2 separate regions of the Homo sapiens genome follow, and region 2 is linked to region 1. A link is an interaction called in ENCODE POLR2A ChIA-PET data of the cell type or tissue named here. Cell type or tissue: PC-3. All regions are shown on one strand. Each heading gives the region's core, and the rest is flanking DNA. Links, peaks and the distances in the headings are about the cores only.

The links. ChIA-PET counts read pairs that join two places held together with the same protein. Peaks named below come from ENCODE experiments on the same cell type or tissue, not always from the same donor. Only the 100,000 strongest peaks of a DNase experiment are listed, where the experiment ranks them.
Region 2: POLR2A ChIA-PET joins it to region 1 with 25 read pairs; 3 of 35 experiments call an interaction of 5 or more read pairs at or near these places.

What each region holds. Positions count from the first base shown.
Region 1 is chr20:58,457,769-58,472,862 of GRCh38, forward strand. APCDD1L (APC down-regulated 1 like) reads right to left here. Exons shown (of 4, transcript NM_153360.3): 2 at 12,841-12,979; 3 at 9,338-9,890; 4 at 1,333-3,786. The coding sequence ends at 3,022. Among named protein-coding and RNA genes, the nearest start is that of APCDD1L-DT, 50 kb to the right of the region's middle. RefSeq lists enhancers at 887-1,026, 1,157-1,266 and a silencer at 3,053-3,241. In PC-3, for the core only: no CTCF peak of the experiment used is centred there; no DNase peak of the experiment used is centred there.
Region 2 is chr20:58,334,054-58,349,147 of GRCh38, forward strand. RAB22A (RAB22A, member RAS oncogene family) reads left to right here. Exons shown (of 7, transcript NM_020673.3): 3 at 9,665-9,746. Among named protein-coding and RNA genes, the nearest start is that of RAB22A, 32 kb to the left of the region's middle. In PC-3, for the core only: no CTCF peak of the experiment used is centred there; DNase peaks (open chromatin) are centred at 8,258 and 10,888; H3K4me3 peaks cover 715 bases; H3K27ac peaks cover 3,269 bases.

The DNA.
Region 1 (15,094 bases), core at 2,428-10,427:
TTTATCTGGAAATAGGACTCTAGGCTTTCCTCCCCGTCTGTAGATGAGAGCGCTCTCACGTTTTATGTGAAGGGCAGAGACTTAAGGGGCGGGAGCAAAGGGCTGGAAGGAAGGCTTGGTGCCCATGGGCCTCTGGCCCTGTACCAGACAGTCTCAGCCCCTCAGCCTCTGAAATGACCCCTTCCTTTATCAGCCCAGAGTCTTGGAAGCCCTGACCTTCTGCCTGGGAGAAAAGGGATGGTTGCCCTTTCTTCAGCCTTCGTAGCTCCGAGCAGCATCACCTGCCCCCAAACTAACAAGCCCCAGCGAGCAGAGAGCAACTAAGTCCAACTGAGGGGATCCAGGAAGCTGCTGTCCTGCTCAACACACTCCTTCTCATTAGGGATGGCATCCCACGAAGCAACACTAAATTGCCTTCCCCAAATAAAATCAAGGAATCCTATTCCCTCCAAGAGTGAGGAGGACACCCCAAGCCCGTGGGCTGTGATACAGAGGCCCGGATCTCAGGCTCTGGAGCCCAGCCCCTTCTCTCTGTGCCTTAGTGTCCTCGCGCGCAAGACGCAGAGACTCACACACCTCTCACTGACTCAGCTGGGCCTCTCGAGGGTCGCTGAATCTGGTAGATGGAGGTGATCCGTTCACGGGTCTCAGTGTGAGGCTTAACAGGGATAACCAACATTTACTGAGTCACATATTTATTGAAGTTCTTTCTACCATGCACCAGGCACACTGGACCCTTCCGGAAAGATCGCAGGAAGCGAGTCAGAGCCGAGTCTTTTTCGTTGGAGCTTACATTCTAGGCAAATAAGGTCATTTCCGCCAGTGATCAGTTTTCATGACAAAGAACATACAACTGTGATGCAGTGGACTGACAGAAGGACCAGGGAAATGGGGCTGCTCTTTGGGATGCGAATGGTGACATCTTCAGGAGACAACATCTGGTCTGAGACTTGATTGAAAAGAAAGTGCTCAACTTCTGAAGGTCTGGGGGAAGAGAGGCTAGGCGGAAATCAGGGCTTGTGCAAAGGCCCCAAGGCAGCAAGAGCTCCTGTGATCAAGAAACAGAGAGAAGGCCAGTGTGGCCGGGGCATGTGGAGGCGTGGCTGAGCCTTGCAGGCAACAGCGAGCCAGAAGTCGGGCTTTTATTCTGAGTGCAGTGGAAGCCCCTGGGGGGTTTTCAGCAGGACAGGCAGTGGCATGAAAGCAGAACTGAGAGAGCTGGGGTTTACCTCCACTGGTTTTATTCTCTTTCACACATTCTCTGGAAGACACTCCACTTCCTTTCTTTAGAACTGTAATTCCCTTGGTTGACTTTAATAACCAGCAAGAACATTTTTCAGGCTGTTTAATTTTATTAAAAGGTTCAAATTTGATGATAAATGGTGGCATGGTTACTTCAAGCTTCGGATACAAGACCTGCTCAGCCGTGGACATATCATCGACACCCACTGCCATCCCCACCAGGAGCTCCCCCAACCCTGATGTAGTCTGAGACCGTAAATAATGTAATGATTTCTTGTACTTTGGTAAATATGCCAGGAACACTTGTAGCTGTCTGAGAGCTACAGAGAATACTAACTTGGTGGGCTTTTTTTTTTTTTAAGAGGAAGGATGGGTAATAAGTGGAAGCAATTTCAGCAGGCTGACTGAACCCCACACAGTCTCAGGGAGGAAAAGGGCTTCCCTCTGAAACCATCATTAACCTCACAGACAATTGTTCAAAATCTGTGATAAGAGCTAGAGATAGGGATCAGGAGGAGGAAGGAGGGGGTGAGTCATTGGCCCCCAGTCCTGAAAACCCTTGGGCCCACCAGGATGCCAGTTAATTTCACAGTGTACAGATGAGGCCCTGGGAACATGGGCAGAGTCCCTGGGGAGGCACAGCCTGTTCCCACCATGATGACAGTCCCCTCTGAGCAGAGGACACCAATATATTAGGATTATGGCAAGGAGGCTGGGCAAGGCGGAGCTGCCTAGATGTCGCCATGTAGCCTGGTGACCCCGACCTCTCCCTAGGGTGGGCCCAAAGATACACATTCGGAGATTCTCTTCCTTTGTCAGGCAGGCACAGGCAATCTTGGCAACCGAGGATGGCTGGGCAGGGCGAATTGCAGAGCGCGTTAGTGTTACGGCTGTCATTACTATTAACTATGTTCAGAAGGCTGGAAATGCTGCTCCCCTCCAAAGACCTGCCCCCAGCAGCCAGCCTGGTGCACACTGGCATTTGCCTGGGCCAGGAAGGCTTGGAGGCCGCAGGCTGCTCTGGGGAGGCCATGCTTCTCAGCTTAGATGGAGTCCTCTTCATTTTGCATGCTGGCCCGGGAAAACTGGATTTATCCACATGCAGTGTTGGCAGCTTGAGGTCCGACTCGCAGAAGCACAGGCAAATGCAGACGAATGCCAGCAGTCAGGACTCAGGAAAGCTGAGCTGCCCCTGAAGACACAAGCCCTTTGCCCAAAAGCTGAGAAGCACTGAAAGCCCGAAGTGGCATCTTTAATTCATGGCACCACTTAGAGATCGTATTGCTAAATTCGAATTAATAATCTTTAAACAACAACCTACAGACATGGCAGAACTGTAGGCCTCGTCCCTAGGCAGAGCCTCAGGATCTCCTCTTGCTCCCATCTTGGAATCCCAAGGGTCAGGATGGGAAGAACTGGGGGGAACATGGGATGGGGGTGTTCCGTGTGGCCCCCTGACTGCACCTGTTGGCGAGCTGCCAAGGATGAGGAAAGTAGAAAAATTGGGAGTGATCTTTAGAAACTCACGTAGCGATGAACATCACTGCCGCATCCAAGTGCTTGACTGGGGACCCGGGCTGTGGGATGTGGTATAGGCTTTGCAGGGGTTAAGCTCATGTCCTGAGCCACATGGGACACAGGCAGAGTTTGGAAGCAGTGGGGCTGTGCATCCATCCATGACAGAGCAGAGGAGAATGGTTCCTTCCCTACAGCTGCCAGGAGGGAGTCTGAAGGGTTGAATGGGTGTCCAGAGCCGCCATCCTGATGTCAAGTCCAATGTCATAGCCAGTGGAGGAAGGCCAGCCCTAGAACTAGGGGCAGAAGTGGGAAGGGGGCTATGTGAAGACCCCCTGTGCTGGGGTGCTTCTGCAGCGATGGCCTGTGCTGCGGTGGCCTGGAGAAGTCGGGGGCCTCCCCATGACAGAGCACCAGGGGTGCTTGGTAGGAGGTGGGACGTTTCTCTGGGGTATCGGGACTTGAGCCATCGGTGGGCCTTTGTCCGATGAAGAGCAGGCTTTGCCCGAGGGGGTCTTGTTCCATCTTGAAAAGCTCGTACTCCACATGCGGGAGCCGGATGCCCAGCGGTAGGCAGCCGTTGGTGGCTGTGACATCCCGCTCAGTGCCCATGGACCAGGCCCCCGCACCCCCACAGCTGCTTGGCTCAGAGAAGTTGAGCATGGCCGTGGTGACCTGGTCCATGGGGGTCACATGGGCCCGTGTGACCTCAAACACCAGCTCGGTGCCGCCGCGGACCCTGGTGGATGGCGTGCCCCTGGTGTAGCGGCCGGCGGCATACACGGTGAAGGTGGGCTGCCGGCAGGCTGGGTCTGAGAAGTGGTGGTAATACCCTTCCCAGGAGCGGCTGTGCCCGTGGAAAGTGAAGAGCCGGGTGAGGAACAGGACTGCTGGGCGCACCTCGCACCCCGAGCTGACCCACCAGCCGCCCAGGTGCAGGGGCAGGGCCAGAGGGGGCGGCAGCACGGGCGGGTGGTGCACATCGGAGCGGGCAATGAGGCCACAGGCTGGGCACGGCTGCACGTGGTGCTGGCAAAAGACAAACAGAAAAACGGTGGTTGTCCCACATAGAGAAGTTGGGGTGCAGCCTGGAAAGGAACCCCAGCTCTGTAGGGGTGTCAAGGCAGGGTGAGGTGCGGCCTGTCCCTCCCTCCTCTCTCTCCTCACTCCCTGCCTTCAGTCAGGACGACCTCCTTGCTTCAGCCAGGATGGCCTCCTTGATGGAGGTCAGCCCCTGTATCCCCCGGGCCTTGGGTCTCCTGCTGTCTCTTCCACCTGGAATTCCCCGCCAGCTCCTTCTTACCTCTTAGGTCTCAGCTGGGCACCAGAGAGAGCTTTCCCGAATGCCCCATGTAAGGTGGGCCTCAGGGCTGTCACACCACCCTCTTTTATCTTCCTCATTCCACCCCCTGAGACTCTCCTCTCTCTACCCCTCACCCCTCATCAAACTGGAATGCATCGTGCCTTACAGTACTAAAAAGCCCTAGAAAGCCGGGACTGTCTCTGCGGCTACCCCATCCCCACCGCACAGGGCTTGGCTCACAGCAAGCACATATTTGTTGCATGAATAAATGAGAAATGAATGGAAGCATAGGTGGCCTTCGTCTTGGGACCTGAGAGAACTTGTCCTTGCTCATGCCCAGTCTGCTTGGTCCTGGAATTTGACCGTGAAAGTTGATCTTTTTCTAGCTCACTCTTCTAGGTGTTTCAGAAGTGCCAAGAACTATGCTAAGCACTTCCTGGGCAACTGGTACATGTTATAGCTGAGGGAGCTGAGACCCAGAGGGCCGGCTGGGCTGCCCAGGTTGTCCAGCCTGGAAGTGGCAGAGACCAGCTGAAATGCAGCCTGGCTTACACCCGGCTGTCTGAGCTCCCCCTCTCATGTGCTCATAGCAGGTTACATCTTCCCTACAGGTGGAGAATAGAGGATTTTTGTCTTTAGAAATCTCACAGTGGAAGGTGCGCATCATTTGCTCTACCTACCCCATGGAAAGTGGATATGGCAACAAGGATCAAAAGCCATCAAAATATGTCTGAGCCGGGCACAGTGGCTCACACCTGTAATCCCAGCTCTTTGGGAGGCTGAGGTGGGCAGATCACTTGAGGTCAGGAATTCAAGACCAGCCTGGCCAACACGGTGAAAACTCATCTCTACTAGAAATACAAAAATTAGCCTGGTGTGGTGGCACATGCCTGTATTCCCAGCTACTCAGGAGGCTGAGGTAGGAGAATTGCTTGAACCTGGGAGGTGGAAGTTGCAGTGAGCTGAGATCACACCATTGTACTCTGGCCTGGGGGACAGAGCGAGACACCATCTCAAAAAAAAAAAAAAAATTGGCCAGGTGCAGTGCCTCATGCCTGTAATCCCAGCACTTTGAGAGGCCCAGGTGGATAGATCATGAGGTCAGGAGATCAAGACCATCCTGGCCGACATGGTGAAATGCCATCTCTACAAAAAATACAAAAATTAGCCAGGTGTGGTGGTATATGCCTGTGATACTAGCTACTCAGGAGACTGATGTAGGACAATTGCTTGAATCAGGGAGGCAGAGGCTGCAGTGAGCCGAGATTGTGCCACTGCACTCCAGCCTGGGTGACAGAGCAAGACTCCATCTCACAAAAAAAAAAAAAAAAAAAAAAAATTATGTCTTTGGAAGCCCATTGCTTAAGTCTGCGCGAAGGAGATAGTTGAAATCTCGTAAAGAGCTGGGACTCAAAGATGTTCATTGTCGTGTTATTTGTTATAGGGAAAACCGGCCACACTCGGGTCTTCAGGTGCCACCACACCCTCCCTTGTCCCAGGCTATGAGTTGGTTTTCCTCTGTCTTTGCCCTTATTTACAGTTGTCTCTGCCTTACAAACTCTCGTGAGCTGGGTTTACCGTAAAACACGTTAACAGGAAACAGATGCTAAAGCAAATTGTGTGGGAGTAGTCTGCATTTTGGAGTGAAAAAGCTCAGCAGACGCTAAAAAGGAATGAGATACAGATTTCTTCTTTCTTCTTTCTCCTTCTTCTCCTTCTCCTATTTTATTTCTAAAAAAGAAGCTGCCGCCCAGATTGTAGGCCAGAGCGCCGTTCTGGAAGGTAAATGGCCTTGGAACTTGTCAAAGCTGATGTGAGAACAAGCAAACATCTCCTGCTGTGGCCATTCCAGAAGGAAACTTAGAGTTGCAGTCCAGGCAGGACAGCCACAGGAAGGGGGCATTTTGAGGGTCCAGCTGGGAAATTTGTTCCAATATATTTTTTCTTGCAAAAATCCCAAAAGACTTCCACACAGCACTGCTGAGTGAGTTTCATGCCAGACGAGTGGCACTTAGAAGTTCTGGTTTAGAAAGAAAATACTGGATGATTGAGAACAGTTTTTTTTTGGGGGGGGGGGGCGTCACATTTTATAAGCTGTTATTTTTTATTTCTATAATGAACCTTAAGTTTCCTTGATTTATATAATATCGGAGACCATATTGGCTTTGGTTATGGGGATTTGGGCCCAGAGAGCTTGACGGTTCTCTGAAATGCTAGCAAATGGCTGCAAAAATGTTTGTGATGGGAGCAAGCAAGCTTGATAGTTAGCCGGAGTGTTGGTGATTGGGATGCCGGCTGATAAGAGTCGACTCTAATTTTGGCATTTTAACCTACATTCTGAGCTGTCACACTAATATATATTGAGAAGACATAATGCGTTACAGCAACATAATCCCAGAGCTGTCCTTACCCACCACAAAAGACAACCAAAAGATATTCTCTGCAGATAGGACATTTAGGGCTGCTAGTTGGTAATCTGGGGTGAGCAGTTTTCTGCAGAGCAGAAACAAATTGAGAAGCAGCAAAGTTTTAAGGTGAAAGAGGGATGAGAAAAAGCATTTCCTTCTGTGGTGCTTTTGAAGCTGGTGAAACAAGGTTCCCGGCTCCATGGGAAATCTTTCGGGCATCTTTCTGCAGAGGTCTGAAGTCTCATGCGTTAATAAACAAAGCCCCCAGCCAGCAGAATTCACACTTGTACAGAAACCAAACTCTTACTCGTTTAAGCCTGTTACATAAAGTTATTTCTCAAACAGCACAAAACAGTTTCTAATTAACCCCCAGAGGTGACACCAGGCTCAGATAATTTTGGTCCAGTGTTGGCTGATTGATTAGCATTCTATATCCAGGCAATGAATTTGGGGATCAAATTGGTTTTAAATTAACTTCTAAAAATGTTCATGTTTACCATCTGGTTTGGGTCGTGGGCAAGGCGTGGGCCCCAGAGAGCTTAAGGCAACAACTGATTCATTTCTTGGGGATTTCTCTGCAGCAATTCCTTCTTTGAAATTATCTGTCTTTTCTTTCTTTCTTTTTTTTTTTTTCTCCCAAGGAGACGGGCCATTGGTGAGCAGACCTTTAATGTAATGTCTGTACATCTGGCACCGTTCATCACTGCATACATTTCTATGTGTTTTGCTTCTCCATCACATTTCAGGCTGGATTGGTCACCCAGGTTGGCCGGGCAGCAGGGAGGGCAGGGACAGCCATGGCCCCAGAGTCCTGCCTGGGGATGCATGAAATTGCCAGCCCCCACAGCCCCCGGGGATCTGTCCTCTCTGCATTCAGAGCAGTTTCCCCTCCTAATGAGGTGGTGGTGGCCGGTAATCAACTCACCGCTAGCGCCTTCTCTGAACTAAGTAGGATTAACGCCAGACCAGCCTAGAACACTGGTTGCCAAAAAGGGAATAATTTTGAGGTCATAAAAAGAACTCTGAGGCTGATTTTCTGATTATGAGAACTTCGTGTCGTGCTCCTCCTCTGCTATCCAGATCCTCAGTTTGGAGGAGGGGGTGGGGGAAGGGGAGGAAGGCAGGCTTCTGGTCTGTCTCATCCACAGTGCTCCCGCATTGGGGCAATAACAAGTGGGTACTACCAGGGGTTAGAAGTTGCCTCATTGGTTTAGTTCCTTGAGTGTCCAGTACACGGTAGGCAACAAATACATGCTGAATGATGTGAAGGTGGCCTAAGAGCTCCAAGAGGACTTCATGGGGATGCTGAACACATCCATCCATCCACACCCATTCATCCACCCTCCCTCCATCTGCTCGTTTGTGCACTCAAGAAATACGCATTGGGTGCCTTGTACAGAAGTTTTTCACCTCGAATGCTAACCTCAACTTCATTTTCACTAACCTTTCACTAATAAAAGTTAACATTTCTTCTCATTGTAAATGGAGGCAACGAGCCCCAGTAGCGTCAGCAGAACCTCTGACCTTGTATGACACTAACAGCATTGCAGGTACTGGAAACATGGTTTGCAGTCGTCCCTGCTTTGAAATGAGGGCAAATAAAGATTTCACATTTATCGTTTCTCTATATCACAAATTAGCGTTTTAAAACTTGGGTAACTGTTTTAATAGAACTGGTTTTCATTTAAATCCCACGTATTTTCTCTTATGCTTTTTTTAAAAACAGATTTTCTGAGGGGGGTTCCTTAGGCTTCACCAGCCACCAGAGGGGTCTCTGACACTGGGAAGGTCCTAGGTCCACACCCTTGTAGGAGCCAGGCTCTGAGCTATGTGCCAGGAGCCATTATACAGTAAAGTTACGTTTCTTTCTGCCTGTTTGCTCATCTGGCAAAAAAAAAAAAAAAAAAGTGTGCTGGGGGACTGCTAGATCCTCCCCAAATTAGGACGGTATGCGTGCAATGGCTTCTTCTAAAATCTAGGTTAATCAGCTTCAATGAAATTCGTGTTGGAGTCAAGGCGGAACATGCTAAAGAGAGGGTGGTTTCCTTTAGCCTGCAGCCTCCCCACACCCCGGACAGCTTGCTGGAAATGCAGAACCCCGGGCTCCACCCAGACCTGAAGGATCCCTTTCGGCCCTCTCACAAGAAGCCCAGGCCACGTGGCTTCGCCGTCTGGTTTGGGAGTGGGCGAGGGTGGCGCCCCAGTGGCTGTGCGGCTAGGTCAGTGTGAGGCTCGCACTGAGATTTCGAGGGGGTGGCATCTGGGCTGGTGTGCGCGGCCCCAGCGGCGCCCTGGAGGAAAGCTGCCCTCTCCCTAATTCATCCATCCACGTTTATTGGTCCTGATCGTCGGCCTGACCCGTGCTAGGTGCCCGCTGTGGCCCCACCCTTGTGAAGGACCTAGCGCCAGAGGGAGAGGCAATAAACAAGTCACCAACAGAGCTTCAGAGCGGGCTGAGAGCTGGCAAGGGTCACCTGCGGGAAACGGGGAACGGTAGAATGGGGACTGGAGCGGATATTTCAGCCGAGAACTAAGGGAGGGGGACACCCACCAAGCCTCTGTGCCCAGCAGGGGCAGAAATGAGATCCTGCAGTGCCCACGAGGACAGGGGCCGGGGAGGACTAGCGTGGGAAGGCCGACCAGAGGCCCGCCAGCCTTGTAAAGGCTGAAAAAAGATGTCTCCAGCTGCGTGAACAGGGTGCGCAAATGTCCTGAGGCACGCGGACCAGAGTGGGGAGGGGCAGTGATGACAGCCGGGCAGCCAGAGCCCTGGGCAGGCCCAGGTCTTGCAAAGCTGCGGGGCTGGGTTCCGAGCTCGCCTCCCCGAGACCACCACCCCCCTCTCCCACACCCCAACACACACACTCACCAGTGCGCTCTGCAGCGGGCGCTGGTAGCCCGTGGGCCGGTAGTGCCGCCTCTCCGCCGGGTCGGTGTGGATGTCCCCCAGGTACAGCTCCTCCACCAGCCGGGGCGACGCCCGGGGCTGCGGCTGCAGGCGGCGCTGCACGCGGACCAGGCTGAGCTCGTGCATGGTGAGGCCCAGCGCCTCCAGGCAGTCCCCCTGAGCCCGGGCGCTCCGCAGCTCGTACAGCGCCCCAGGCAGCCAGGCCCGGGCCGGAGGCAGCCGCCGCGCGCAGTCCCGGCCGGCGCGGGTCTGGTTGAGGCGCCCGGTGACGTCGACCAGGGCCCGGCGGCTGTGGAAGACGATGCCCACCTTGTGCAGGTGGTAGTCGGCCTCGGTGGCTCCCCGGGTGACCCAGGAGGCCCGGCGCAGGCGGACTTTGCCCTTGACGAGCAGCGAGTGGGCAGGTTCCCCGCAGAAGGGGTCCTCGTAGTAGAACTGGTGGGCTCGAAAGAGCCGGCTGGGGTAGAAGGTGTAGGCGCGGGTCAGGAACTCCGGTCCTGGGCGCACCTCGCAGCTGCAGGGGTGGAAGGAGATGGGCTGGGTGCAGAGGGAACACCGCGCCGCGAGCCCCTCTCCCCTCTGGGCTGGGCTCCTTTCTCCCCCCCAGCCCTCCTCTTAGTCCTCAGCTCAGGCCTGGGCCCCTCCAGCCTCAGTTCCCCTCACTGCTCGCAGTCAGGCACCCTTGGGGCTGGGGCTTTGCACTGGATGCCTCGTGGCCTCGACACAAGCCTTCTAGTTCATTCTCCTTTCCTTCAATCTGAATTGCCCTGCTGGAGGGCCTTTTGCAACCACCTGGGGACCCGCTGGCCTGGGAGCTCCGGGATGCCCTGCCTGCTTCCTCCCCCGCTGGACTCTGGGCACCTGGCCCAGAGCCCGCCCCACTCCCTCCCGCGTCCTTGCTGAGTGAATGGAGGCCCGTCTTGTCTCCCCCTTCTCTAGGCTCACTGCCCTGACCAGGTCTCATCCTTGCCTGTGACAGGGCTTGAAGATATAAACCAGGAGTCGGCAAACTTTTTCTGTAAAGGGCTGAGTAATAAATATTTTTGTTTTGGTGGGCTGGGTGGTTTCTGCTGCAACTACTCAAAGTTGCCATTGTAGAGCTAATGCAGCTATAGATGATACGTGCATGGATGGGCATGGTTGTGTGCCAATAAAACTTTGTTTACAAAAATGGGAAGTGGGCTGGACTTGGCCCCAGACTCCATTTGCTGGTGATACAAACAGATCCAGGGGAAGGGGTTGGACGGAGAAGAAAGAGAAATGACTCCTAGACTCACGGTCAACCTGGGGATGGGGCAGAGGAGGCCTCTGGGACTTCCTACTGAGGGCGCAGGTAGGGTGGACGGTGGATGAAGTCGGGGGAAAAATAGCAGGCACCCTCCTCACGATTTTACTCTAACCAGGTACCCTCTTGTACTGCTATTTTCTTTCTTATTTTTTTGAGACAGAATCTCACTTTGTCACCCAGGCTGGAATGCACTGGTGCAATCTCGGCTCACCGCAACTTCTGCCTCCTGGGTTCAAGCAATTCTCCTGCCTCAGTCTCCCGAGTAGCTGCAATTACAGGCATGTGCCACCATGCCCGGCCAATTTTTGTATTTTTAGTAGAGATGGAGTTTCGTCATGTTGGCCAGGCTGATTTTGAACTCCTGACCTCAATCAATCTGCCCATCTCGGCCTCCCAAAGTGCTGGGATTACAGGCGTGATCCCAGCCCATTTTCTTGATATTTTTTTGTACCAGGGCTGTTGGAGCAGAGGAAACATGTTATCACCCAGCAAGGAAATAATTCCCTTTTCTTTTCTTCCATCTTTTTGATAATGTTGAGGGGAAATTCTCTGGTCAGAGCTAATGTGTCTTTAATGCCAACCTCCCTGTTCTCCCAGAGAGAGCAACTTAGAACTTCGGGTTGGCAACAGATCTACAGAGGATTTATGTTGTTTTGTTTTCATGGAATTTAATTTTACAGTTACCTTTAATTTATGACAAGTGGCTCTGCTCCCCATATCCAGGATAATATTACGTTTTCTTTAAAAATAATCACATTACACTGTCAATGTATGCCAATTATATCTCAATAAAGCTGTAAAAATAAATGAATATATTTTAGTAAATAAAAGCAAGTTGGTTTACAGAAAATGATAAGTAAATACTAGTATAGGTACTTAAAAATAGGGAGGGGTGAGCCACACCCCTGAGGGTCTCAGGCCTGGAGAGGGGAGATTTGCCAGGAGGACACAGCAGGTCACACTGGACCTCTTGATGGTTCCCAGGCTCTGGGGCCTTTCCCACTCTTCTCCCAAGAAGCAGCAAGGTCAGTCTGGAGAGCATGGCAGGGAACTTTCAAGGAAGAAAGTTCTAGAAGAAATTTCTTAAAAGAACTGCTCCAGAATGTTACTGTCTTGGGGCAGAAGCAGCCTACAACCAGCGTCCCCCCTTCCTGTACCCCAGTTCTGTCTGGGTGACCCTGGTGAGTGGATGCCTGGATCTCCCCTGGACTGTGCCGTGGGCGTGGGGGCTGTGTGCAGCCTGGCTGAGCCTGCAAATGCATTCGAAGTGGCCTCGAAGGACTCATGTCCCCTTCCTCCAACGAAAGCGCTAGCAGATGTTTGGCAGTCGGGAGTTTCTGCCTGACCTCAGGAGGTACAGGAAGGACACGGAGAGGCCAGTCCTTGACCCCAGAATGGGACTGGCCTGGAGGGGATGTCGGGGGAAGGAGGAATATGCCAGGTGTGAAGGGGGCCACAGCCTCCCTTTTCCCCGATCCCTGCCCCAGGAGTGGGACTCAGCTGGCTGCTGTAGGGTTTGTGCACCACAGATGAGGAGAGAATGCAAAGTCCATTGGCCGCAAAGCAGCGACTGAGCCTCTGAAATGTCGAGTGAGCCTGTCAGGTTAGACAGAATTAGATGGGTGCACCCAGGCTCTCCCTGGCCTGCCACTTCCCGCCCCAGGGCCCTTCAGCAGCTGCCCCCTCTGCCTGGCTCTTCCCTGGCTCTCTAGATGGCTGATTCCTCTCCTTTTAGCTCTCAGCTGATGTCACCACCTCCAAGAAGCCTCCCCTGATCACTCTCTAAAGAACCCTCCAGGTCACTTGCTATCACATCTTTGGTTTTATTTCCTTCATTGAAGAACTTAGTGCAATCTCAAGTTTATATTATTCATTTGTGTGTTCGCATGTTGAGCGCATGTCCCACTGCTGACCCCTGGCACTTAGCTCGTAATAGGTTTGTATAATAGGTGTTCAAGGTGTTGAATGGATTTTGACCATGGACGTGATGCCCAACAGAGTCCCTGCCTCCCATTGCACTCTGGGAGGGGAGGCAAGCATCTCCAGCAGCTTGGCAGGTAGAAGGCCTCTTGGATAACTATGTGAATTATGCCCATTTCAAAGATTGGATGCCGAGTCCCAGAGGCAGAAGTCTCCCAGTCCAGGGGTCCATGGTCAGGATGACCTGAAGTCTTACCCTGTGGAGATCCAAGGTCCATTAAGGCGTGGAGGCAGGATCGCAGTGCTGGGCACTCTATCTGGCAAGGGCTGCTGGCAGTGGGGTTCCCAGCGCAGGCAGCTGCCCCCGGCCTCCCCAGCCGCCGGTGCAGTGTGGGCTGCAAAGCAGACAGACCTGGGTAAGACCCCAGCATGCCCCGGGAACACCCACCCCATCTGCCCTCCCAACCCCACTGTGGCCACAGAGAGCCAGGCAGGGCTGTCCCGCAACCTCCATCGCAGCCCCGTCCCCAGGGTGCCCCAGTTCTGGAGACAGTGATGGGTTCCCCATATTGAGGATCCTAGAATCAGCCTCCCCGACGCATCTCCTCCTGGGTTCCCAGATGTGATCACCCTAGAATCCAAGCCTCCTAGATGGAGCCTGTCCCAGATTCTGGGGCTGGGAGGCCTCTGAGAATTGTACACGTGGAGCAGACTCTTAGAAGCCCAGACCTTCCACGGGCTCATCAGCCGTGGCTGAGTCCTGCCTGCTGGTGGCTGAAGGACCCACGCTCCTGGACAAAGGGCACTCTGGACTCAGGACCCAAGGTGCTGGGGACAGTGGGGCCCTAGCCTATCCCTAGAGCAGACCACTCCCCTCCACCAAGGAGCCCTGGGGGCTGCTTGGCCTCTCCCGGCACACAGCAGGCCCCTCGAGGCCACTCGCTTCAGGTCTCACCTGGTGCTGGGCACCTGCTATCTACTCGGTGCTCAGCGAGCGTGTGGCAAGGGAAAGAGCGCATGGCCGCTGCAGAGGCCCGGGCCGAGGTGTGAGGCCAAACAATGCAGGCCCTGCCCTTCTTCAGGGCTCCGTCCCTAAGCCCAGACACCAGGGGGAGGAATTGGGCTCAGGGCAGAAGGTGACTGGAAGATGGACACGGGAAGCAGGCGCTGCAGCACAAGCTCCAGGTCCTCTAGAGTGACCCCTAGATGAGCTTGGCTGGGCCTGGAGAAGTGAAGCCCGGGAGTGGGACTGTTCACGATCTTTTCTCGGGCTGCTGAGAGGCGAGAGTGCCAAAACCTTCAGCTGCTAAAGAGCAGCAGCTCTCCCAGAAACTGTCATCTCCAATCAGGGCTGATGGGCTTGAGATGGCCCAGATGACGGGATGCTGTGGGAAGCTCGGCAGTGAGCTGCGTCCAAATACTCCAGCCACGGGCTGTGCTCAGGGGCGCTGGCCTGGCCCTGGAGGCCCAGCTCCTGCAGCGAAGCTTCCAAGCATGGCTCTTCCCACCCAGCCTGGGGCTGGAGTGGGTCAGGAGGGGCTGAGTCTTAGGGCTCCAGTCCAGGGGATGTGGGGGCCTGGCAGTAACTTCAGGAGGCCTTGGGAGGGGTTGGGGGCTGAGTTGAGAAGTGAGCAGATGGCGTGTTCTGTCCCTTTCCTGACCTTGCAGGCAGACCTTCCCAGCAAGGGTTCAGGAGAGCTGAGGGCCCCCCACTGCCCCCGCGGAGCTGCCTGACCCCAAACTCTCTGTGCCCCAGGGGTATTTGAGGAAAATGAGGCAGAGTGGATTCCTCAGTTCCCTTGAGGTTGGGGGTTGCCTCTGGAGACTTTTGGGGTCCCCAGTGATCAGCTGAGAAGGCAGGAGTGACGCTGATTATGACAAGGGGGATGACGGCACCTGTTAACTGGGTGTGGACCCCTTGCTCTTTTATACATTATTCCCATCTGATCTTTGCAATAACCCTGGAGTCGGTGTTAGCATCATCTTCCTCTCATGGGCAGAGAAACAGGCTCAGCTCAGAGATGGGCTCAGCTTCCACGGGGCACATGCCACCCGGATGTGGCAAAGCCAGGATGTGAGCCCAGGTTGTTGGACTTCGGGGTGTGACGGCGTCACCGGTGCTTGTCTCACATCCCCAGAGAACACAAAAGGGGCTGACTTGGAGACGGGGTAAAACGCAGGGCAGTCAACAAACATTGGCCGACTGAATAAACGAAGGTATGAGTACAAATGCTGGTGTAGCCCTAGGTCCCTGTTGTAATCTTGGTTCATCCTGCAACTGATTTATTGGCTTTAATTAGCCAAATAGGAGAAATGAAAACAAATAGCCACCCAGCCAGGGCCAAGGTGTCCCCACACCGACTCATCAGCACTTGGGGCCACTCTGCCAAGTGAAAGAAATGCCAGTGGGATCTTGAAAGAGAGAGGCCGTGGTTGTTTTGTCTCAACTTGGCACGTCTACTTTGCAGGAATTTGTGGCAGGATATTGTAGTGGGTACGTAGGCACCAAA
Region 2 (15,094 bases), core at 4,382-12,381, 120 kb before region 1:
GGCTCAGTGGCTCACACCTGTAATCGCAGCACTTTGGGAGGCCGAGGCAGGTGGATCACCTGAGGTCAGGAGTTTGAGACCACCCTGGCCAACATGGTGAAACCGCGTCTCTACTAAAAACACAAAAAAACATTAGCTGGGTGTGGTGGCGGGTGCCTGTAATCCCAACTACTTGGGAGGCTGAGGCATGAGAATCGCTCGAACCTGGGAGGTGGAGATTGCAGTAAGCAGAGGTGGCACCACTGTACTGCAGCCTGGGCGACAAGAGCGAAAGTCCATCTCAAAAAAAAAAAAAATTCTTTTTTTTAAGAAGCTGAATACTGCCGTCCATATTTGATCTATCCAAAGAAGATAGAAAAAGAAGAGCAGAGAAACAAATACCAAAATGGGAAACATTAAACCTGCCATATAAATAATTATATTGACTGTAAGTTTTCTTATTTTGAGCTTTTTTTTTTCTTTTTTTTAAATTACAGACTTCATGTTTTGCCTGGGATAGGGACAGTAGTTAACTGGAAATGGGCATGAGGAAACCTTCTGGTCATTGGAGATGTCATGCGTCTTATTCTGAGCAGTAGTTACACAAGAATATTTTTGATGGACTCCGTGATATAAAATATATCACAATGTCTGTGAATATAATGTCTGACAATTTTACTATGTTTACCAACTTTGTACTTTTTTTTTTTTTTTTGGCCTTATTGTATTGGCTAGACCCTGTAGTCCAGTGTTGAATCAAAATGTATGAGTAGACATCCATGCCCTGTTCTTAGGGAATAGCTAAAATTAAAAGAGTAACCAAATGTTGGCAAGAATATGGAATAACTAGAACTCCATAAATTTCTAATAAAAGTATAAATGGTTTAACTACTTTGGAAGACTCTTTTTATGTTTATAAAAACACTTGTACAAAAATGTTTATAGCAGGCTTGTTCATTATAGCCAAAAACTTGAAACAACTTAAATCTCTCAACATAAGAATGGGCAAAGTGCGATATAGTCACGCAATTGAATACCATCTGGCAATAAAAAAACACTGTAGATGAATTTCAAAACCATTGTTAAATGAAAGAAGCTAGACACAATAGAGTACCTATTTTATGATTCCATTTATTTGAAATCCAAGGACAGTTAACCCTCATCTCTGAAGTGGAAGTCAGAAACGGCTTGTGTGGAATGGGGACACTCTTAGTATGCTGTTATGCCGTCACCTCATTCCCTTTGCCTCAGCAGTTCTGCTTCTAGGTCTTTGTCGTACAGATAAACTCACATCATTTCTAAACCAATTAAAAATTCTCCAAGGTTGGCACTTGCAGCATTGTTGATGAGTGGGGGTCTGATTATATCCATCATGGTGCAGGTACTCAATATAATACAGGAAAAAAGCCATCTTCAGAAAACTTGATATACTTAGGTTGGATGATCTCCTAGGTATAGGATAGAGAAAAAAAAATCAAAGGTATGTAGTATGTATTGCCATCTGTGTTTAAAAATAAAAGAGCATATGGGGAAACTGTATATGCATGTGCTTTATCTAAACCTAATGTATTTCTGAAAGGAGGTCTAAGAAACTGCTAAGATCAAACTTCCAGGGAGAGGAATTCAATGGCTGGAAAAGGAAGGTGGGAGATGTTTGGGTCTATCCTTGTTTTGTACGTTTTGAATATTGAAACATATGACTGTATTACCTATTTTAAAAATTAAAGAATACAGTTACAGTTTGGAAATAACTGAAATAGTTCATCACACACAGAGTTGGCTGAACTGACAGAAGCCTGCTACATAGACTTGCTGAGAACTCTCCCTTTCCCTCACCGCAGTTGATACCTTGTGGATTTTGTATGTTAGTCTTAAGTTGTCCCTTTTGTCCCTTCCTGCCCATCCTATCTTTGTCCAGGATCATTTCCATGGGCCGCTTAGCTTGCTTCCCCTCCTTGCTGTTTGTTTTCTTTGTTTGTTTGTTTGTTTGTTTTTGAGACAGTCTCTCGCTCTGTCGCCCAGGGTGGAGTGCAGTGGCACGATCTCAGCTCACTGCAACCTCCACCTCCTGGGTTCAAGCGATTCTCCTGCCTCAGCCTCCTGAGTAGCTGGAATTATAGGCGCCCACCACGACGCCCAGCTAATTTTTTTGTATTTTTAGTAGAGATGGGGTTTCACCATGTTGGCCAGGCTGGTCTCGTACTCCTGACCTCAAGTGATCCACTCGCCTTGGCCTTCCAAAGTGCTGGGATTACGGGTATGAGCCACGGCGCCCGGCCGCTGGTTTTTTTTCAATTATCCAGCCCAAAATGTCAGCCTTGCTGTTCTTTTTGACCCACTTCCCTTCGTCTTGTCTGTGCCCTCACAGGGCTTACTGTTCCCCAATTTTTGCCTACATCATCTGTCTCTACTTCTGTCCTGGAGGATCCTTAAAAGTAGAGACTTTAAGGATACTGCCTGGAATCTGGGGGGATAAAAAGTATTTTATTGTCTCTTGGGAAAAATAAAACTAGTTCATGAAACTGGTAGGTTTTAAATTTTACCAATATTGTTGCTTAGGCAAGGCTCAGTTTAAAAAAAGAGAGTGATTTTTTGAAATATTCAGTAGTAATTCAAACGAAGCAACATAATGCAAATGGTACATAGAAATGTACCTTTTTTAAAATATTTTTAGAATATCTCTGAAATATTCACTAGTAATACAAATGGAGCAGCATAAATGGGGTGGCGGAGCTCTGGCCTCCAGGAGATTCTGGCTTACAAGGAACAGGGCCTCACACCAAGGAGGCACTTGTTACCAGCCTTCACCTGCCTGGAGCCTTCTATGTGGTCACCTAACTGCACTCTGCCCACCCCACCCTCCAAGTCTAACCCTGCAGAGCAGCCAGGCTGCTGCTTGACATTCATGATTCTCTACTTTGATTCTTGCCGTTGCTCTTCATGGAATGGGACCCCCCTGGGGGTCCTCGCCCATCTTCTCCCTCAACTTTCTGGCTCAGCCCCATACTTCACCTCTTCTCTGAAGGCTTTCCTGATGCATTTGTTTCCTCTTGCTGCTTTAACACATCACAGCAAACTGAGCAGCTTTAAAAAACACACACTTACTCTTTTATAGTTCTGGAGGTGAGAAGTCCAAAGTCAGTTCACAAGATTAAAGTCAAAGTATTGACAGAGCTGGTCCTTCTGGAAGTTCTGAGGGGAGAATTCATTTCCATACCTTTTTCAGCTTTTAGCAACTGCCTTGGCTTGTGGCCCCTTCTTTCATCTTCAAGGCCCGTCATTCTCTTCTCCATTTCCATGTTCAGATCACCTTCTCTTCTGGCTCTCACTCCTCTTGGTCCCACCTGAGTAATACAGGGTCCTCTCTCCATCACAAGATCCTCAATTTAATCACATCGGGCAGGTCTCATTTGCCATTTAAGGGAATCTGTTCACAGGTTCTGAGGTTAAGGTGCAGATCCTAGGATGCCATCACCATTCTCCTGCTCACAGTCTGTCCATTCTTCACTTACCTCATAGGATAATTACCTGGTAATTATCTATTCACCTGACCAGTACCCCCAGTGTAAGCCACTTGAGGGCTGTGATGGGCTCTTTCTCACCTTGCCTGCCTGGTGTTCCTGCCATGTGGTAGAAGTCCAGGTGTTTGAAGGAGTGAACAGATTGCCCAGTACAAATAGCACTGTAGTTCAGAGCACAGACTTGAGGTTCGACTGCCTGGCTGTGGATCCTAACTGCACCTCTCACCAGCCCTGTCTATTCTGTGTCCCATCTGCAAAATGGTGATGAAGAATAAAACCCAGCCTGGAGCCCACAGTAGAGGGATTCAGTTGGGTCACATGTGAAATCATTAGAAGAGTGTCTAACAATAAAGTCAAGACAGTTTTGTCATTGTTGATTTTGTTTTTGATGTGAAATGGTATATGTTATGTAAATTATTATTGACAAGTTTAGGAAAGGATAAGCTTTTTGCTATTTAGTTATGTTTGTTTATTTTTTTTTATTTTTTTTTGAGACGGATCTCGCTCTTGTCGCCCAGACTGGAGTGCTATGGCGCAATCTCAGCTCACTGCATCCTCCATCTCCTGGGTTCAAGTAATTCTCCTGCCTCAGCCTCCTGAGTAGCTAGGATTACAGGGACCCGCCATCACACCCGGCTAATTTTTGTATTTTTAGTAGAGACGAGGTTTCACCATGTTGGTCAAACTGGTCTTGAACTCCTGACCTCAAGTATCAGCCCGCCTCAGCCTCTCAAAGTGCTGGGATTACAGGCTTGAGCCACCGTGCCCAGCCTGTTTAAAGAAATCTTTTCCTTGATTTTAAATATTTTCCAAAAAGTTTTTAGGCTGTATGATGAACATGTAGAAGGTGATAAAGGATTTGCTTAGGATGACCATGAACCTGTGGAACAGTCCGTTGTGCACCACTCTGCTTTAAGTGGGTATCGACTGCTTGGGAGAGATTACTATGCAGAGTTAATCCTTAGATCTCATTAGCCTAAGAGATGGTGGAGATTCAAGAAAAGGTTAAAGGTGTGTGTGACTATGGAATGCACACAATACTTCACTGAATTTATGGATACACTTGAGACTTCCGGCTTCTTGAAGCCACTCTAACATAAGCCAAATGTGCGCTTAAATTCAGCTAACCCTCACTGAGAACCCATCAAGTTCTTTGCACCATTCTAACAGAGACAACTTTGTGAAGGTCCCTTGATACCTCTGTTAGAGGAACTTCTAGATGTCATGTGCCTTTGGTCTTTTTATGTCTCAATCTTGGTATTCAGTGGTGTTTCCATCAGTGTACATAATCCAGAGATCCAAGGGTTGTTTGCATGAGATTTCTAGTTTTGAGAAGTGAGAATCCTTTGTTAATTGTAAAATGTGCTGGATTGTTCATCCTCGGGAGGCACTATATGCCATTATGGGGATGACACCATCCCATATGCCATGCAAAGAACAGGGTTTGCAGTAAAGAGAGGTGCTGGAATGTAATGTCAGAGCACACCTATGTTCCAGGAGAGCTAAACAAGTCTACTGCAGTTAAAGAAAAGAAATGTTTAAAATACCTTGCAACAAGTTTTTTCATTGAGAGCACGTACTCTGACCAAAGTTCATGACTACTTGGTGTGCATGAAGAAAGTCATATTTTTAGAATGCCATGATAAATGGAGAAGTATATGAAAAGCATTCTAGCTTTAGGAAATAATGCTAGTATGGATTTTAGATTAAAGACATAATAAGATCTGCCTAAGCAGAGTGAAGAGAGATGGTTTAGTAGTGAAAAATAAGGTTATCAGACAAGTAAATGGCAGGCTGGAAAATAAAAATGTATCATTTGAATGGCAGGGAGCCATTGCCAGTTTTTCAAAAAGCAAGATATTAAAGTTATCATACCCTCTGCATCATTTAACTTGATCGTTAAAGGAGTGATCCTAGTGATCCTAGAGTTCTAGTGACAACGGGAGGGAAAAATTGTAGTAGTCCCACTGGAAGATTAGGGTCCAATTTATGAATTTATTTCAGGGATTGAGGTTCAAGTGTAGATTAAATATAAAATGAAGAACCAGACAGCTCTACTTCAAAATTGGATGCAAGTAACAAAGGACAAAGGATAGTTGCAGACTTCGTTTCTGTTCTGTGGAAGGCAGACATAACGTTCTGTGATTGAGATCTTGGAATTTGGGGTGATTTGTGGGGGTAGAGTGGAAATAACGCCCTATTTTCACCATGTTGGGCAGGAAGGGTGATGAAGTATCTAAATTGTGTAGTTAAACTAAAATCAAGCAGATTTGGAAAAGTGCTGTTCTCAACAGGTGAAGACCTGACCGTAGGAAGGAATCCATTGTTGAGTCCTGCTCCTGCAGGACTTCTGCCTGGGGCTAGCCCAGAGCTCGGGAGGCGCCACAGGCAACCTCCCCCTCCCATGTCTCACCCTGAATCCAGGTGTTACCACTACGGAAAAGAATCCAATCCTAATGCTGAGGAGGAAGTGGTTCTTACAGATGTGATAGGCCAAGATTTTAACCTCTCAGAAATCAACAGAAATGCATTGTGGGGTTGAGGGGAGAAAGGTTGGCCACTTGAGCTGTGACGTGGGGTTGGGAAAAAACTCCTGATTCAAACGTGAATGAGCAGGAAAGAGACACCCCCTCCTTCCAAAAAGCGATATGACTTCTTAGCAGAATTCCAGAGCTTTGAGTGAGAGAGGGACACAGTGACTTTGCTGTAACTCCTGGATTTTGCTGGTTGCCTGTGGGCTAGAAGGAGTTGGAGCTGGTGGCTTGGCAGAAGGCAGGAAGGACACTGCTTGGGCGTACTCAGCCTTGCACTAGTTGAGCCACTTCCCACATACCCTAAAGGCCACACACCTTGCTAAGGTTGCAGAGCCCAGGTCTGCTCTAATCTCAACGTTTTACCTGCATTTCAATAGTACTTCTCACTTCATGCTTCAGGAAGTGCTTGGCCAAGACACCCTAGATCTGTTGGCATAACAGACAGCCACTTAGCTTGTAGGCTACATGATAAATGTTTTGTTGGAGTTCTAGGATAGCAAGGAGATGGAGAGATGAGGAAGATACCCCTATTACAGAGGAAGAGTTACAGCGAGGCCCCTACACTCAAAGAACTTAAAATTCTCATGGGTAAGTCAGACATTGAACAGGCAAACTTTAAAAAGAAAAAAACATAAATGAACTACTCAGATGTTGTGAAAGCTGCTCTAAAGACAAAGTGCAGTGGTGAGTTGGGTGGGAGGCTGCCTGGTGGGGTAGATGGCACAGGTGTCTATGGTCATTAACATTTAAGCTGAGACCCAAACGATGGGGAGCATCTGGCCAGGGGAGAGCCAGTGGGAAAGCATCCAAGGAAGAGGAGCAGTCAGTGGTCCGTGGGAAGGTGGACACAGGGACAATTGAAAAGATTTGAGACTTGAGACCAGTTTGATGACTGCAGTGGCCAAGGCAGGATGTGCTGGGGTCATGAACCAGGGCAGCATTGACACATGAGCCAAAGAAAAGACATCTCTGACTCAGCAAAAGTCAGAAAAATGGAAGTCACAGCAAGTATGAGTGGAAATTCGTCTGTTCTCTAGTTGAAAGTGTTGACTGGGGAGCTGGTTGAAAGTCTTGGGGCTTATAACCTGTTTTCTCTGAGAAGGCTGAAACAAGCTGTTGTCCTGAAGAGACAGGTAGCTGGAAGTGGTAGAGAACTGGAAAGGAGGAGAGAGAATGTGGGATAATTGCTGTGGAATGGAAGAAGGCCTAAGACGCATGCCCAGCAGACAAAGCGTAGAATCTTCATGGCCGTCCACATAGTTTTGTAATTTTTCCTCCAGCGAAGCCACCACCCAACCATTGGGTAGAGGAAGCAGGTGGAGAGGCTGTTGGGGCTTTTCTGGGTGGTTGAGACAAGACAGGCAAGGAGGCTAGAGAACTGGTGGTGTGGGCAAGTGATGCTGGTGATCAATGGACTGGAAGCCAACAGCAGAGACTTAGACCCAAGAAGGGAGCTTGAGGTACAAGAAAACTTCAGGGTAGACAGGAAGGAGGCGTGGTGAAAGTGATGAAAGGGGAGAGTAGAAGGGTGGTCCAGGGTCAGACAGGGAGTTAGATTTAATCCTTCAGGGCACTTTCATTACATCATAGCTGCCATTTTGTCTTTTATCTGACTCAATAATAAGTCAGTAATAAGTAATGTTTTAATTAAAGGTAAATGCTTGGCAGGTAGGTTAAACTTCATTGAGTCCCAATCCTGTCATAATTATTGTGTATACCTTTCTCAGCTTTTTGTCTACTTGAAATATATTTCTTCTTCCTTTGAGCAGCCAAAATGGAAGTGTTGGATGTGTTGGCTCTGTTGGTAGGCTCCTGTTGGATGCCTGTTGTCACTCATAAATGTAACACCACAACCATAATTGATGGAGAGTTGAGTTGCAAGCTTTTAGGACTAATTGCAAAGTCTAAACTAAAACATTTCCTGGAGCTGCCTTTAAATAATAATAATAATACCTTGTATAGATACAGTGCTTTACAATTTACAGAGCACTTCCACATACATCATCTCATTTAATCTTCACAATAAACAATGCTTTTTGAATGCTTAGATATTTCCTAAGTGAGAAACCATGTTGTACATCCTGATTTAATCATAGTGAGTCACCAAAAGTTCTTGATACAATAACCATTTATGAGTACCTTCTGTGTACAAAGCACTTTACTAAGGATACCAAGGGGTAAATTTTCAGTAAATAAATATCCAATAAGTAGTACCTATCAGTAAATATGATCTTGCCTCCTAATTTACCTTCGCTTCCTAGTCACAGTCACTGTTTTGGAGGCTACTTGCCATGGCATAAATTTATATAAATATTGCCAGGAATTCATTGTATCAGAGTTGAAGTTTTAAAACTAAGGATTCTGATACTTGTCTAAGCTCATGATTCATCAGAAAGTCATCCTGTCTATTCAACTTGCACTTTTCTTGAAGATTATCACTTGAATCTCAAGAAAAATATTTCAAGGCCTCAGCATATCTGAAAATGCCAGCCATTGAGTTCAATGTCCTGATTGGAGTGATTTGGGTACAACTTGGCCAAAAAACAAGAGTACAATTTGGCAAAAAAAAAAAAAAAAAGTATAACTTCGTACTTGGTTCCAGAAGTCTTATTTTTCATTAGAAAAGAAGACACACCCATCTTTGGGCTCTACTGGCCAGACTGGGATGCTTTGAGAAGACTGGGAGACAAAGGACTTCCTGGGAGGCTGCCCTCTGGGTGAGGGGGGAATGGAAGGTAGTATTGGAGCTGGGCCCAATCCCAGGGCAAGAATCCTGAACCTGTGTCCTGGAGTCCCCCAAGTGTCCAGGCGTGTCTTCTGGGCCACCATGGCTCTTCAGAGGATACACAGATTTTGAGGTCTCACTCAAGATTCTCCAAATGTAGAACCCCCAAAATAATAGGAACCCTGCCGTCAGAGTGCCCTGGGCAGAGTAGCTCCCTGAAAGTGAGCGGTGTGACCTGCAAACCATGATTCCTTCTCCCATCCGGGGCTCGATGAGGCCCCAAGGTGTGATGTTGAACTTCAGCTGAGAAACCCGTTTTGTCGATGAAATGCAGGTGGTCGTCAGGGGCACTGATGATGAATCGGGTCCCCTTGGTGCAGCTGTTACTTCTCCAGCCATCTTCCTGCTCCTTGTTCAACACCTTAATGTTATTAATTCGCATGTTAACACTAGCTCTCACTCACCTATTTACATGGGAATGTGGTTTGGGAATTGGGGGAGGACAAAGCCAGATCCTAAAAAGTTTTTTTTTTAACTAGTGTATACATTCCTGGACATAGTTTTTTAGGAATATTTTCCCATGATAACATCTCTTTAAATAACAGGTTTTGTGTTTTACAAGGGAGGCTAATGTCTGTGTTGCCAAACTATCTCTTGATTCTTTTGATAAGGAGCTTAGAACCCTTCCTTCTTGGTGTCGGGCAGATGTGCCTAATGCTTTATTTTGACGGAGGATATGCACTCAGCATCTGAGCATCCCATAAATACTCCAGAGAGGAACACAATTAGGATACAGCGTGGTGCTGGGAGACTGAGCGTTGGTTGAGTCTAAGTGATGTTTCCGACTGGGGCTGGAAACGTGCTTTACATAATTGTATTCTGATCATTTAGGTCTCTCTTTATAGGGCATCTTTTATGACCAAGACTGTCCAGTACCAAAATGAGCTACATAAATTCCTAATCTGGGATACAGCTGGACAAGAACGAGTAAGTCACTCTTTAATTTACTCTGTTTTTCTGAGGCCCAAATGAAAGTTCCAACTAAACTGTCAGCATCCCTGTCATCTCACGTTACTCACTTCTCTTCTGTGCACCGGAGACACATTTATTTCCATTTGCGTAGGCCAGCCTTTGCCTTTGCCTTTTCAATTAGAGCCACAGAGTCCACCGATGGAGAAAGTGATAATGGGCACTGAGGGCATTTTTATACCTTGCAGTGTCTTAAAGTAAATGCTGACCAACAGGCCTGATAAAATCCCACTCAGAGCACTGTGTATAATTTGGGGCTCTCTCCTCTAGTAAAGATATATAAAGCAATTAGTGGTAGAAAGGGTGAGTTAAGCACAACTCATTTATCGCTGCCTTTTAAAAGCTAAAGAGGGAACTTTACAGCATATGAAGGGTGAGATATAAGTGAAAAGGATAAGCTAACACAGTGCCTTGCAATAGATACTTAATAAATGCCTGATGACAAAATTGGCCACAATGGTTATCTGCTTAAGGAAGAGCCTGAACCAGAAGCGGGGCCTGAACATGGCAGCATGGGGTCTAATGGAATTTGGGGAAGCCCACCCAAATCAGAAAGGGCCGGGAAGGCAGGGATGGGGACAAACACATCTGCTTCCTCCCCTTTCCTCTGGGTACTGAGACACATCTGCCTCCTCCCCTTTGCTCTGGGTACTAAGACACATCTGCTGCCTCCCCTTTCCTCTGGGTACTAAGTCCAATTTCCCTTCCAAGGTGTCTCTGGCAGCCACCCCATTATTCAGCTGCCGTTTAATTTTGTTTTCAAACAGTACGATCCAAACAGCACATCTGATAGATGCATGGTGCTATCTTAAGCTCTTAAAAGTGTACCAGAAGTAATCAGGAAAAATAGTCTGTCATCACAGCCTTATCTAAGACACCATAGATAGTGTGTGTAGTATGAAATCTGACAAGAATCATCACAGACAAATGGAGGAAAACAAAACAAGCCATTACTGTTGTCCTAGACATAGACTCCATGCATTTGTACAGGTTTAATGTCTTAAGTTTGCTCTGTTTGGTTTCTTCTGTTTTTAACACTGGATGTTGTGCCTCTGTCCCATTACTCATCTAAGATATTCTGCTTACCGTCTTCCACTCCCCATTCCTTTTCCTTTGCTCATGTTGTACATCTAGAATGGAGCATTTAGGACAGCTGGACCTTTGCTAACCATCCCTCTTCTGTCCTTCAGAAGTGTGTCGCTTACCAGAATCCTGAATATATCTGTAGACACAGCCCTGGGTTCTGTCCTGTTAGCCACGAATCCGTGTGGCCCTTCCTATTAGTAATATATGTACCCTCCACTAAATCCCAAGTTTCAGTTACCCCTCACATATATTTGATGATACAGCAAAGCCCTCATCATAAAGAATCATGCTGTAATATAGATTCCATTATGCTTTGAATCAGAGCCTGTCCTGGTATATGCAGTGGCGTATAACATCTCTTTTTTTCTGGAACACAAAAAAAAAATAACACAAAGGTGTTTGCCTCTCTCCCTTTCTGCCACCATGGTAGCAGAAGTCTGTGAAGTTTTGTACTTAGCTGGTTTTCCTGCCTCTTGCTTGTCCACTTCTCATTGGTTCTGCAACAGGAGTAGTTGCTCTGAGATGCAAACCTGCCTTCAGCCTGCCTGATGCACCATCACACAGCCCAGAGCTGCACAGGAGATGCTCATGGGGCCAAGCCACAGGCCAGGGGTGCTGACCAGGATGCCCTGCATGGAGAAGACAGGAGAGGAGCACCACCTGATGAGCACACACTCCAGCCAGTTGTTGCTGGGCGTGAGCACATGTCCAGGGTTGCCAAAGCGCAGTGCTGAGGAAAGCCACACACCTGACAGCTACCCACAAATTGTTTGAAATGCTGGGAGGATCACACAAGACACGTCTTGTAAGCCTGTCTGGGTCAGGGACTGCCCGTTTATCCTGGGCAGTGCATTGAAGGTCCAGAATGTGCCATCCACAGCCAGGCTCTATTTTCACCTCCTCCCACCAGTCTGTCCTCTAGTACAAACTGCGTGCTGTTCTCCAGCATGCCATAGTTTCACACCCTCATGCCCTTCCACAACTCTATTCAGCCTTCAGAACCAACCTCCAATGTCACCTAAAGGGGGCTTTCCTGCCATCCCTGCTCTCGGACAAGTAACCACATCGCCACACTGCCGTGTTGCTCTAGACCCATATCTGGAGGCCTCCCTGGGTTCCTCCCTTGGCCTCAGTGCTGGACACCTTCTCCACCCAGGTGTCCTGACAGCTTCATTCTCTACATGTATCGCAAATAGGTTCACTTCTCCATCTCCGCTCCCAGCATCCTGCTCTCAGCCACCTTTGGCCATTCACTGAGTACTCCTTTAGCCTTTTCGTGGGTCCCCTGCTTTCCCTCTGTCCATGACATGTCCTCATAGGACCCAGAGGAATCTTCTGGAAACAAAAATCAGCCTGTGTTATTGGCCTGCTTAATATCCTTCAGTGACTTCCCACTGCACCTCTCATAACAGCCACACTCTGAACAGAGACCTCCCAAGCCCCACGTGACTTGCCCAGGCCTCCCCCGGGGCTCCTCTCTTCTCAGGGCCTCCAGCACTCCTTGGCCTCATGCCTCTGGATACGCTGTTCCTTCTCACCAAAACTCTCTGTTCCCTCCACTGGAGCCCAGCTGGCTCCTTTCCCGTCTTTTAGTGTCAGGTTAAATGTGATGCACTCAGAGTTTTCTCTAAACCCCCTGCATCTAAGCAGGGCCCCAACTTTGTTCTTCATTACTGCCCTTACTCATTTTCCTCAGAACATTCATTAAAAATTGTCCTTAGATACCTGTCTACCTACCTTCATTGACAGAATCTCCCATCAGACTGTAACTCCAAGAGCTGGGACCACAGTGTCTTGTTCACTGCTGTACTCCCAGGGCCTAGCATGGTGCCTGACCTAGAGCTGATGTTCAGATATTGGTTGGTTGGATGAATCAGCAAATAAACTCTTTGGAGTATTCCTTTGTATCCTGAAGTCTTTGATTGCTGTCATCCATGGGATTGTCACCTGTTTCCTTACCTGTCTGCCTTTCATTAGACTGTAAGCTCCTTGAGGGCAAGGACTGCCTTCATATCTCTGCTCTCAGCCCCTTGGCACATGGTATTGATGCCCATAGGTTTATGTCTACTGATTGCCAGCCCTACTTAGGCACAGATAAGGACAGCTCCTCTACCTACTTTTACCATGTGAGTAGTGCATGACTCAAATTATAAATTTCTGTTGTTGTATGTTTATTACTCTTTGTAGTTATGACATTTATTATGGAACCAAAATTGTCGTAAAATGAAAACCCTTTTGATGAATTGACCATTCAGACATCCTCCCCAACCTCCCCATTTGACATCTTGTACTGCACATAGTTTTGACAGATGGATTGTCTTTCTGATGGTCCAGCTACGTTTGATTGCAAAGTGATTTCATTAAGTCAATGAAAGTGATTTTGGAGAATTTCTCAAATGTCCTGTGAAGCCCTTGACAGTAGGGATCTTGTTAACTTAAATGAAGAGGAAAAATACTGCTCAGGATGATGATATAAGTGCTTCAGAAGATAATGGTTTGTGTATCAAAGGGTTAAGAGGGGCCTAGGGAAAATTGATGAAGCCCTCAAATATTTTTGTAAAAATTTGTCATTTTTATGATAAGACTATGAAAGTCAAACATGAAATGAAGGATATCGTATTGTGCTAGTATGTAGTTTTATCAGAAAATTCATAGCCAAGTTATCAATCAAGTTCGACTCAGTGTTCATCCAGAAAATTAGCTCCTGGCTGCAATAATAAACCTAAGGTTTTTCAAATACCAGATAAAATTAAACTTGATTTTACAATTTTAAGTTTATCTTCTCAAGATAGAGTCTTTGTGAGACCATTTTGTCCCTATTATTTGCTATCTTGAATGAATGCATTTAAAATCACCCTTTTTCCACCAATTATCTCCTTCAGTAACAAAGACTCCTGCAGTAGCATTGAGACAGACACAACACATATATTAAAAAACCTCATAAATACACCATACCTGTAGTAAGAGCATGTCAAATACTTGCCATCTGTGTGTGATTGTATAAAAGAAAGCTTCTTGGCCAGGCATAGTGGCTCACGCCTGTAATCCCAGCACTTTGGGAGGCCAAGGCAGGCGGATCACCTGAGGTCAGGAGTTCTAGATCAGCCTGGCCAACATGGTGAAACCCCATCTCTACTAAAAATACAAAAATTAGCCAGGCATGGTGGCGCACACCTGTGGTCCCAGCTACTCGGAAGGCTGAGGCAGGAGAATCACTTGATCCCGGGAGGTGGAGGTTGCAGTGAGCCGAGATCGCACCACTGCACTCCAGCCTGGGCCATGGAGTGAGACTCCATCTCAAAAAAAAAAAGCTTCCTAACCAGAGTCTAATAGACATTGCATCCAGTCTTTAAAAATGTACATTCCTGCATCTTAATATGGTTTCTCCCAATGACTGTTTTTACAGAGATCAGAACACTAGGAAGCCTCAGACTTATTTATTGTCACAGTAGTCATGTAAGGAATTGTTCTCCTGTTTAAAATCAAGAACAAGTGTAGTGGCTTAGTATCATCTAGAATTGGGGCAGACAGTCCCAGAAACCAGAGTCTGCAGTGCATCATCCACACTGGCCAGTGCACAGTTACCATCCACATGAAGAGACAAGAAGACCTGACTCCATGAGTAGAAGCAAACCCGAAAGTGATCCCATTATTAGAATTTGCAGACAGAATTTACACATATATTTTTGGGCCACATCCAACCTGCCACCAGTTTTTGTAAATAAAGCTTTCATGGAACATAGCCATGCTTGTTTGTTTATTATCTATGGCAGGGACGTCCAGTCTTTTGGCTTCCCTGGGCCACATTGGAAGAAGAATTGTCTCAGGCTGCATATAAAATACACCAACGATAGCTGATGAGCTTAAAAAAAAAAAATCGCAAAAACAGCTCAGTGTTTTAAGAAAGTTTATGGATTTGTGTTGGGCCACATTCAAAGCTGTCCTGGGCCACATAACAGGCCGCAGGTTAGACAAGCTTGGTCTGTGGCTACCTTCACTCTACAATAGTAGAGTTGAGTAGTTGCAGCAGAGATTATGTGACCCATAAAGCCAAAATATTCACTACCTGGTCTTTACCAGAAAAAGTTTGCCGTCACCTGATCTAGAGCCAGGTTTGGAGCAGAGATGTGCTGACAGCTTTTGAGTCTCTTACATGCCTCCACCTTCTTTCTTTGCATCAAAAGGACATGAAAGTTTCCATGTCAGTAATAGCGAGTGGC